Linked DNA regions of Homo sapiens: region 1 is linked to region 2. The links are chromatin contacts, found by Hi-C or POLR2A ChIA-PET in ENCODE. All regions are on one chromosome and are shown on one strand. The core of a region is the stretch at or near the end of the contact, and the rest is flanking DNA. Distances in the headings are between cores, read along the strand shown. Region 1 has its middle 260 kb from the start of LINC02015. Region 2 overlaps LINC00578 (long intergenic non-protein coding RNA 578).

Evidence for each region. Hi-C counts contacts between places; a loop is a spot of excess contacts on that map. ChIA-PET counts read pairs that join two places held with the same protein, here RNA polymerase II (POLR2A). Pooled maps may share reads with other maps.
Region 1: a map of endothelial cell of umbilical vein shows a loop between it and region 2 (2.0-fold over the local background). The contact joins two enhancer-like sites. A Hi-C loop is called at or near these places in 2 of 168 maps with a recorded cell type or tissue (cardiac septum and endothelial cell of umbilical vein) and 1 of 50 pooled maps. POLR2A ChIA-PET finds 5 or more read pairs at or near these places in 1 of 52 experiments (activated T-cell).

What each region holds. Positions count from the first base shown.
Region 1 is chr3:178,075,940-178,081,307 of GRCh38, forward strand. No RefSeq gene overlaps it. Among named protein-coding and RNA genes, the nearest start is that of LINC02015, 260 kb to the left of the region's middle. Within about 2 kb of position 3,217, at least 5 of the 41 ENCODE cell types and tissues checked have a DNase peak (open chromatin) inside an H3K27ac peak, as active enhancers do.
Region 2 is chr3:177,611,098-177,617,186 of GRCh38, forward strand. All of the region lies in intron 2 of LINC00578 (long intergenic non-protein coding RNA 578), which reads left to right. Among named protein-coding and RNA genes, the nearest start is that of LINC00578, 170 kb to the left of the region's middle. Within about 2 kb of position 4,099, at least 9 of the 41 ENCODE cell types and tissues checked have a DNase peak (open chromatin) inside an H3K27ac peak, as active enhancers do.

The sequences.
Region 1 (5,368 bases), core at 1,967-4,466, 460 kb after region 2:
TAAAATTTTCCAGGAAAAACAAAATGTATCCTACTAAAATGCCACTGATTAATCAATAAAGAATGGAGTCTGCTGGCTAACATGGTGAAACCCCTTCTCTACCAAAAATACAAAAAATCAGCCGGGTGTGGTGGCGGACGCCTGTAGTCCCAGCTACTCGGGAGGATGAGGCAGGAGAATGGCGTGACCTCGAGAGGCGGAGCTTGCAGTAAGCCGAGATCCTGCCACTGCACTCCAGCCTGGGCGACAGAGCGAAACTCCTTCTCAAAAAAAAAAAAAAAAAGAATGGAGTCCAAGAAGCAGCTTCTATTTTGCCATATGACAGAATCAAATAAATAAGCAAATTTCAAGATATGTAATTAATTTCATACACACTCATATTCAATGCAGTAACACAAACCAGGCAAGGTCTGCCTATAATATGAGGCCATTCACACGAACGTTGCGGCAGGGTGGACATAGTTTACTATAAAAAGAGAAAAAGGCATTTCTTTTTCATTGCCACATAGACACAAAAATATGAGTGCATTTTGAAATGCTGGAAATACAAATATATATATACATATATGTGTGTGTGTGTATATATATATATATATATATATATATATATATATATATGTTTATACATGATGTCCTAGAGCCTTAATTAAATGGAATCTTCAGGGAGGTGGTGGTGTGTTTTTCTTAATCAAAATTTTAAGTCGTCAAATTGTTAGTGAGAATTGCATTGACCTTTCTGTTAGCAAGGAGCCAAGGACCATGACTTAGCATCCTCTTTCCCCTCACATAGTAAGACACAACATATTGGTTTCTTTGCTGCCTTATTGCATACAACTATATCTGTATCTTTGATGATTTTAGAATTTGAATTTCTTTGGAATAATAACTGTGTCCAGTAGCCTAGATCTAAGTTTCTCTTTTTAAACTACCCTGCAGACCACGGAAGTGAAAGCAAGATGAGGAAACAGGCCAAACTACAACTGTTGCTGTTGAGTGAGATAGAATGAAAAGGGATATTCAATGTTGTAAAACTGTCTGAGTAGCTAAAAAATATTGCTCTCTGTACTTAACATTGTGGGAGATTACATAAAGTGAATGCTAACCTGATAGTACTATGCTTGCTTTTACAAAATACCAGTATTATAATTTACCTTTCCTACACTAAAAAATGAATGTGTCCACTATTCCAATATGGTTTATTGAAGGTTCCTTTTAGTTGAATTATAGACAATTGATGCATTTCTATAATTATACTTATTAAAAAGTTCATAAACATAAATATATTAAAAAGTTAATAAACATTAATGGTACTAAGCACCCATTGCTGTTTTGAAATTCACTGAGTATCTTGTAGAAAATATATTATATTACTAATTGTAATAATAGCTATTTAGATATCAACCACACAAGCTTATTTCTTTACCTGTGACATCAGTTACAAACATAGCTGGATATTTTGCTACATAACATAAAATGAATATATTTCATTAATCTTTATTTTGACAATGTTAGAATGTTTGAAGGCATGTTTCTCTGAAATTCATTTACTTTTTCAGAACTTAAGACCTGCTATCTTGGTTCCTCTATCATGAAGAAAATTCTTCTGACCTTTATATTAGGAGAGGATGATGCTATGACTTTCTCATCACACGAGGATGCTTGTTTCTCCATTAGTGTGAATGGTTTCACATTGATCATTTTCATTCTCTGATTTGTCTCCCTTGTGATTGAAGGCACCATTTCTGAATCTTTGACCAGAGTAAAAGGAGCAGTTTAGATAGATGAGTACTGCCATGTTCTCTGGTGGAAAGCGATCAGACTCCAGCATTATCTGGTTATTTGGGTAGATTACTTAACCTGTTGGCCCTCAGTTTTCTCCTCTGCCTGTCTACTTTTTGCGTTTTGCATAAAGACAGAGTTTCACCACATTGGCCAGGCTGGTCTCAAACTCCTGAGCTCAAGCTATGCACTAGCCTCAGCTTCCCAAAGTGCTGGGATTATGGGCATGAGCCTTCACTCCCAGCCTTTTCATTTAGAATTTTAAAAAGTGTATGTGTATGTGGGCCATGTTTTTGTCTTTCCTTTTTCCCAATTTTACTAAGAAAATCTTTGTATATAGAAATAGATAAAAGAATAGTAGAATGCTCAGTTTTATACTACTAACTTAGGTTATAAACTTAACATTTTTCCATATTCTTTTTATTTTTTATGACCCAGTTGAAAGTAATTCGCAGATATCTTACTACTCTTAAATATTTTGGCATGAATCTCCTAAGAATGATGATATTCTCTGACATAACCATAATACCTCTATCACAAATAAAACAACAATATTTACCTGATAGCTTCTCTTATCTAAGTCATATTCAAATGTCCCCATTTGTCTCAAAATTGGATTTTATAGTTTCTTTTTCCACCCTCATCTATGATTCAATCATATTTCTTGCATTACATATAACTATTATTCAAGACAACCTGTAGTGTCATAAATTATTTGGGTTTTCATATTATGGTAGTTTTTCTATTTAGGACCACTTGATTGTGAAAATATATGGCAAAAATAAATCTTTGAGTGAATAAACATACCTAGTACACGGTAGTTGTTTAACATTTCCTTGCTGAATACATGAATTTAGTTATGTTTTTAAGTGACAGTGCATTTTACTAAGCACAATTCTAACTAAATATATTGGAAAAACAATACATTTCCATGTGAGAGGCAATTTTAAGTTCAGTCCATAGACTCTAATTATAGCTCATGATTTTGATCATTGATTTTGCACCTTATATGGAGCTGAGCACTGAGTATTAGCTCATTTTTCACAACAAAATCATGGTGTATTATTTTTCAGAGTAAGAGGCTAGCCAAATTAAGTATTTAAAGATTTCAAAGTTATTAAGAGAAACAATCTATAGATAAACTGGAGGGCTTATCACATATACTACACTGCTTTGCATGACAAAGCTGGGTGGGTGCTCGAGGAGAGCTTATTTACTCCCTTGCAATGCTTCCTCAGCCTCACCTAGCAGCCAGGTTCATTTCTGTCTGCATGCTCGACCTTCCCAGCTGAAGCACTGTCTAGCATTCTGCTTACTTATTGCTCTGGCCTTAAGGGAACTTAGATCTCTGTGAGGAAGCCCTTTGAAATCCAAAGAATTAGTGTACAGTTTTTCTGTTCAGACAGAACTTTCAGCAAGGTCATGTCTGTTTCCTGAATGAACAGGATTAGGATGGAAAACTGGAGCCTTTCCCAGCTCAAAGGGAGCCAAGTTTCACTGTGTCATTTCATTATTCTCTTTGAAGTAAATTCCCAGAAAAATCAGATGCATCCATATTAAGCTTAAATAGAAAACACATCTCAAAGCCAAATGGACATGATTCAGGGAGTTTGCCACCATTTTGGATTGCCTATGCTTTTGTTCCCTTCTGTTAGTGAGAATAATCACATTTTTTCTGTAACTTCATAGAATGCGGATTAATCCAGTGCAGCCATATTCCTGCAATGTATCCTGAATTATTCAGAGGATAGATCAGGGAAAGGAAGAGATCAACTTTACTAAACATCTGATCCTATTACAGCGTCAGAGTTTAGTTTGGTTTGTTCTTTCAACCTGGCAGTGGAGATTATCTTTTATTTTTGTGATTTCATTTCCCATGAAGTGATATTTCTATTGAGTCTGTAAATCAGTGGTCTGTTCACATAAAATAGATATGTCCACCCTCTTAGAGAGAAAATCCTTCCTAAAAATCTGAATAGACAGATTTAAAAAATAGCCCCCAGAAAAATATCTGGCTCGCAGTTGGTCTCCTTTGTGGGATTAACTTCAAATCTGCTAACACATTAAAAAAAAAAAAAAAAAAACTAAATTATATGTCAACAAAAAGTCAAAATTAATCATGAAAAGGTTCAATACTATGTGTGAGAGAGAAAGACTTGTTATAGATTTAAAAACACTGTGTATGAGATCTGTATTTCTAGATGCCTTATAAACTAAACCTGTGGAAAAGAGATCATACCAGGTTTGCACACAAAGTAATGAAATGTGGAATCAGTCCCACAACTTTCTAGCCACCCAATATGTAAGTGTCCTAAATGCCTCTCATTCTGGGCACTCAATAAATACTAAACAGGGGCAGCAATTTCGTTTCCTGTCTAGTCAGGGTGTCATTATTTCTGTAAAGTCTCTGAGCTAGTGAGCACATAGAAAAACACAATCCACCACAACCTGAAATATGCCTTTGCCCTCCCACCTTCTCCTTTTCATGTGGCTTAAATTGCTGTGTGACCTACTGGAAACCTAAGAATATTAGCTCTCAGTTACCACTTCTTCAACCTTAACCTTTCCTCTCCCAAATGCCAAGAAGATATAGCAAGTCTAATCAGCATATTTTATTTTGCCCTTTTCAATAAGCTGTTTAGTGATGTTGATTTACTGTTGGAAGAAGTCTAAAAAAAACCTTCACTATCTTTTGCTCATGTCTCTGTTCCTTAGGGAAAATGGCATTTTATGTCACTGCTTGTCAGGGCGTTTTCAGTGTTGCTTTCTCCATTTTGGAGGTCCTTTGGGAGAGTTCACTTGGACCTTTCTCATGTCCTTCATTTATTAAAATACAAAGTAAGTGAGAGTAACTAACACCCAAATACTTATTATTACTCTTGGTTATGAACCTTCTTTCATGCTACCGAATAACCATCTCTGTCACTATACAGCAGGACATGGTCCTATGCCCAAAACATTCACTTGGCTTCCAGGATGCCACACTCATTTTCCTACTACCTCACTGGCTGTTCTTTTTCAGCCTCCTCAACTGGCTCCTACTCCTCTGTCCTCCAAACATCAGTATTAGGGTAGTTTAGGATTCCATTCTCCACCTTCTCTTCTCTGTGGATGTTCACTGCCTGGGAGAGCTTCTCCATTTCTTTGGCATTAGATATCTAAACACTGATGATTCTCAAGTTTTTATGTCCAGTTTACAGCTCCAAGCTGCAGATTATTATACCCAACTCCACATTTAACATCTTGACTCTGATATCTGTGTGGTTTTACAAACTTATCATGATACGAGAATTCCATATGTTCTCCAAATGTGCTCTTCCTCCAGACTCCCCATTTTAATAAAATGTGCTACTATTCAATCAGTTGGCCAGGCCAAAATCATATGGGGCATCCTTGATTTCTCTATTTCCTTCATTTTCCATACACAAGTCTTGCCAGTTCTACTTCCAAAATATATCCTGAAGTTGTCCTCCTCTACACTGATATGACTCTCACCCACACTACCATTTTTATTTTCTATTGACTACTGAGATAACTCCAGGATGGTTTCCAGCTTCCAATTTTTCTCCTCTATAGTCTATACTTTGCA
Region 2 (6,089 bases), core at 2,849-5,348:
AGTTATATGGATTTCTGAGTGGATACATTTACAAGATAAATGAACAAAAAAGTCCACCTAAACTAAGTAAATCTGAAGATTTAGTGATTTTTACAATGTCTGTTGTGGGAATTTATGATGTCAGTGTCTACGGACATTTAACCCTATCAAGTCGAATTTAAGTTTCTTGGAACCATAGGAAGTGCCACTGGGAATGGTGAAAGCTGTGGAATTAGGTTATTTGGATTTTTGTTTTTTAAACTCTCCCTGAGGGGCCGAGGGTCATTTCCTCCATATTGTTTCTTCAGGTTTAAATTGCTGCTTCCCCTCTGAGGCAGTGTGAAAAAGTGAGCTATGGAATAATGAGTCTTTTCAAGTCAAATGCAAACAATTCCACCTTAAAATAGCAGACCTCACCTTAAGCCAGCTTGGCAGCCTGCCAGAGAAGGGCATGAAAGCTGCACTTTAATCAAAAAGATGTGTATTCTTTATGCAGGCTGTGGAATGAACAGCTGGGAAGAGGGTTTTTATTGATTCTTTTTATTTCCCTCTCCTCTTCACCCCCCACCACGCTTTCTAACAAACACATTTAAAATTTACTGGCAGACTTTTTTCTTTTCTGAAACTATTGGAAGAAAAACTTTTTCCTTTCTAAGTGCCCCGTAATTTGGAAGCTTCCTAAAGGGGCTACAAGCTGCATCTCGATACTGCCTTTATCTTGACTGAAATCAAGCCCAGGCAACATTAGGTGCACAAGAATCCTCAGAGAAAAGGGAATAGTGAAATGCTCTGGCAGAAAGAAGCACTATTCCACTGAAGGCTGGATGGAGACACCCAGTTTTGGTCCAGGAATGACAAGTGCTCTGGCTTTAAGGGATGAAGGCAATAAGAATCACACACTGCTCTACCCCTTCGTGATGGAAGTACAGGCTGTAAAGCTATAAAGGATGATTTAATTGCACATAATTTTTGCTGCTGAACCGTGTAAGAAGGAATTTTAGGTATATACGAGACTAGGGCACATCAGTACACACCAGCGGTAATCAGTAAGGCCAGCAATCATCCTTGAAAACAGAGCAACACAGGGCAGTGCAGACATCACATCATGAGTATTAAAAATAATCTCTGTATGCTTTGGGGACCAAAAAATACACGAGGAGCAGTTGATCACTTTGACAGATGTAACAGTCCTCTCTCTCTCCTCTCTCTCTTTTTTTTTTTTTTTTTTGAGACAGAATCTCACTCTGTCACTCAAGCTGGAGTACAGTGGTGCAATGTTGGCTCACTGCAACCTCTGCCTCCTGAGTTCAAGCGATTCTCGTTGCCTCGGCCTCCTGAGTAGCTGGGATTACAGGTGCGTGCCACCACATTAGGCTAATTTTAGTATTTTTAGTAGAGACGGGATTTTGCCATGTTGGCCAGGCTGATCTCAAACTCCTGTCCTCAGGTGATCCATCCACCTTGGCCTCCCAAAGTGCTGGGATTACAGGCATGAGCCACCGTGCCTCCCTCTCTTTATTCTGTGCTAAAACAGAGATGCAAATTGGGGGTCTGGACAAAAAATCCAGCATGTTTGGCCTTCATAGTGTCTTCTAACAATCTTTAACATAGTGATAATGTGTAATTCATAGTATCTTCTAACAATTTTTAAAATTAGTGCTAATGCAAATTGGGGACTAGACCACAAACCCAACACGCAGACCTGTTTTGTTTGGCCAAAAAATTTTAAAGTTAGTGCTAATGTGTAATTTAGAAGTTACCATATAAACCCAGCTTTTCAGCTTCTCTTGAAAAATTGGAGATGTGGCACACTGGGTGTGCATCTCCAGATGAAAACAGCTGGAAAGATCTGAGTAGTAGATGCCCCATTAGATGAGGCAAGTGCTTGCTAGATTGATAACCTTGCCTTCCTATGCATGGAACCTGCCTGGCCTAGGTAAGCATTTGAGTTTACAGTCCCTATAGCAAATGTGCAATAGTTCAATTAGCAAGTAGCTACTGAACATCCTTTATCCATGTGCAGATTCTATTATAGCACTTCCCAGTTGAAAGCTTTTCATAGCTCTCTGCTTGCCAACATTATGAGATGCAAACTCTTCAGGTTGGAATAAAATCTCCCAACCTTTGCGTCATTCACTAATGCTGAGTTCTCTTCCCACACGTCCATGGATACTCACACTTCATATCTTCCAACTGCACAAGTTGTGTTTGTCTTCATTTGTTCCCGGAATCCCCCCTTCTGAATAGATGCTGCTGACTGTCCTCGTTCCACCCTTCTTTCACATAGTTAGCTGTGGAAGTCTTACTCATCTGCAAGGACTAGGTCAAGCCTGATTCATTGAAGACCACTCTTCTCAACTTCTTTGTGCAGAAGGGCCAATTTCCTTTTCTCTCTTCCTTCCTTTTCCCTTTTTTTTTTTTTTTTTTGAAAATTTCCAATCTGCTCACAGACATACAAAGCACAAAGCACAAGTTGTAATTTTTTATTATGAGATTCAGCAGGTAGAATTTCTACTTTGTCAATTGCTGTAAGAGTTTCTAAATAAATACTCTCAATTTCTGAACTTATTTCATATGGAGTAATAATGAGAGCTGGCTCTTGGATCATATTTTGAGTATCTTTTGTCAGATACTCTCAGGTGAATTAGTCTCCCTGTTACCTGCATTCACACAGAACTGTCTATACTTTTACCATGGCAAATTGTATTAGAGCTGTTTAGGTTGCTCTGCCTGTTCCATTTTAAACTTTAGGAGGACAAGAGCTTTTTTGAGTCTGTCTCCCTCATCTTGGCCCCTCTGGGCCTATTTGCCAATGAAAGGGGTTTAGTCAATGTTGGATTTTCAGCACTGTTCCCAGGAGGTGTCAGGAGCAGGAGGATTCAGAATCATTTTGCCATAGTGGTAGCCTTCAAGGAGTTTATAGTAATGTTAAATAGAAGATTAATGTTAAAAGAGAAACTTTAGCAGATTAAACCTTTAAAGAGTTTATTTGGGCAGACAGCAATTCATGAATTGGACAGCTCTAGACTGGAAGTGGTTCAGGGCTTCAGCAGAGGTGGTTGATGGAAAAGCTTTTACAGGGTGAATGAGAAAGCAGAGCAAAGAAATTATTTGATTGGTTGAAGTTTGGAAAATTGCCCTATTTGGACTATCTTGGTGGGAAGTTCAAGACAATAATCAATGCCCAGTTGGCTATGTGATTGGTTGAGCTTAAGTTTCATTTCTTTTAAATTAGCCTCTTGCATGAAATGAGGCTGAGCTAGGTTTTAGTTTCCTTAGGTAGGAACCCAGGGTTCCTGTCTAATGGCTTCTCATTTTATTATTTCAATGTTAACTTGCATAAATATATAGCAGATAGTACACAACAAATAATTGCTGAAGTTTGTGATACATCTTATGAAAATGTAGGTAGAAAATAAGGTGCCCAGTGAATGCTGGGCCAGACTTAGATTTCAGTCTATAACTTGAGAGAGACCTTCCCATTGAAGATGGCAGCCCTAAGTGGTTGTTTATATGGACAATGTACTCTGTGCTTTAGTTTGCTCCTCTTTCAATTGAGGGGTTCAATTAAGGGATCCCCTTAATTTCCATGGCCATATGATTCAGAAGTGTCAACAATGGAATAATCTACTATGTATATAGTTTGTAGAAAATAGTTAGAATGCACATATTTTTTCATCTTTTTTTTCCCAACCTGCCTAGGTGAAAATCTAACTTGGACATACTTCTTTATAGCAACATCTCTATAGATACAAATGACAATTTAGATCCAATTTATCACTTACTCATGTTAACTAATGTTCACTCCAGTCAGCTATATTGAAAATATTAAAATAATTAAACAAATTTCTGGGAGTTTGTGATAATGGGATTTGACTGGTTCTTCCTTTGGTATTTTCTGTGATGTTTCTCCTTCATTTTATTGCCAAAGTCAGAGGGATTGTTATAGTATAGGCCTGAAGCCTGCTTTCAGGATCTGTGCAGAACCAACCAACCAAGAGAGCCTTTTATTTTGTCCCCCAGTTGACCTCCTTCCAGATATGCTGAGTCCATTTCCCTGAAATGACTGAGCGGGGAGAGGTAACTGCAGCTGTGTTTGGATACCTTCTTTCTCTCCCTTGGCTCCAGCCCAGGGAAACGCACACACTCTTTCACAATCACACAAACCACTTCATTATCATATTTTTGAGGATGTTGGCCAGGGGAAAGGGCAGACCAGTCAGTAGGCTGGAAAGTTAGAAATGTGTGTGTTTATTTTTCCCTCCCCTCTCCACTGTGCTATTGGAACTGGTATAGAAAGGGAATAGTCATTCACAGTTGCCCCTTTTCAGGAGGGTGAAGTTCAGAGGAAGAAATGTTTGCATAGACATTTGATAATCATAATAAAAAGACCATTAGAAGCTCATTGATTAAACAGTTACTGCAGATTTCAACTACAACTTAGAACTGTTTTTTTTGTTTTTGTTTTTGTTTTTTTTTTTTTTTTAGACAAGGTCTCTCTCTGTTTCCTAAACTGAGTGCAGTGGCATGATCATGGCTCATTGCAGCCTCAACCTCCTGGCCTCTTGGGCTCAAGCAATCCTCCTACCTCAGCTTCCCGAGTAGCTGGAAGCACAAGCATGTGCTACCATGCCTGGCTAATTTTTTAATTTTTTGTAGAGATGGGAGTCTCCCTATGTTGCCCAGGCTGGTCTTGAACTACTGGGCTCAAATGATCCTTCTGCCTCGGTCTCCCAAAATGTTGGGATTTATAGGCATGAGCCACTGCACCTCACTAGATACTTAGGTACTTTGGAAAGAGGAGCCCAGATGGGCAAATGTATTAAGGGTTTGTCATTTATGATTGGCACTAGAGCTGTATCACATAGTGTGGAAGAAAATTAAATTAATTCTCTCCCTGTAAATGTGCTTTGTAAAATTTTAATGTGCTATGTAAATAAGTTGGTAATGTTTTCAATGCATAAAGCTGTAGCTTAGATTCAATGAATGTTTATTTTTAACTTATGAAGTGAGATTGTAGCTCATTTTATGAAAGAGGCTAACAAACCTTTGGATGTATAAATTCTGATATATCTATTGAACAAGGTATATGTTTTATTCAATGATCCGATATTGGTGACCTACTATGTGAAAATTACTTGAATAATGATAGTGAATACTTTTATGATACTATGGTTTACATGCTGTTCTTACATGGCATTAATTTATTTTGCCTCTATGAATACTATCGGTTATCACCTCCTGCAGATGAGGAAACAAAGGTATGGTTGTCTTTGACTTGGTTTTAGCGATGGAATTATAGGTTTCAAAAAATAGCATGGGAGTGCAGAGGGAAATCTAGGAGGCAGGATCTGAGTTGTGAACATTAGGAAGTTGCTAGACAAATGCTACGGTTTGAACGTGTCCCCCAAAAGTTCATGTGTTGGAAATGTAATCTCAATGCAACAGTCTTGGAAGGTGGGGCCTCACAGGAGGTAATTAGGTCAGGAGGGCTCTATCCTCATGAATGGCTTAATATTGTTATTGCAGGAGTGGATTAGTTATTGCGAGAGTGGGTTTGTCGTAAAAGCAAGTTCTGCTGCATCACTGTCTTGCTCTTTCTCCCTCTCTGTCACATGCACTCTATGAGAAATACATTTCTTTTCTTTTCTTTTCTTTTTTTTTTTGAGATGGATCCTTCCTCTGTCGCCCAAGCTGGAGTGCAGTGGCCCGATCTCAGCTCACTGCAACCTCCACCTCCTGGGTTCAAACAATTCTCCTGCCTCAGCCTCCCAAATAGCTGGGATTACAGGCGCCCGCAACCATGCCCAGCTAATTTTTGTATTTTTAGTAAAGACAGGGTTTCACCATGTTCGCCAGGCTGATCTCAAACCCCTGACCTCAGGCGATCCACCCGCCTTGGCCTTCCAAAGTGCTGGGATTACAGGAGTGAGGCTCCGCGCCGGGCCTAATTTCTTTTCTTTATAAATTACCCAGTCTGTGGTATTCTGTTATACCAACACAAAATGGACAAAGATAACAAAGGAGGTAGGAAAGTACATTGAAATGATTCCACTGTCACAAACATTTCTAAATGCTTTTCCAATGTATATGTTTTAAAATTACTTTCA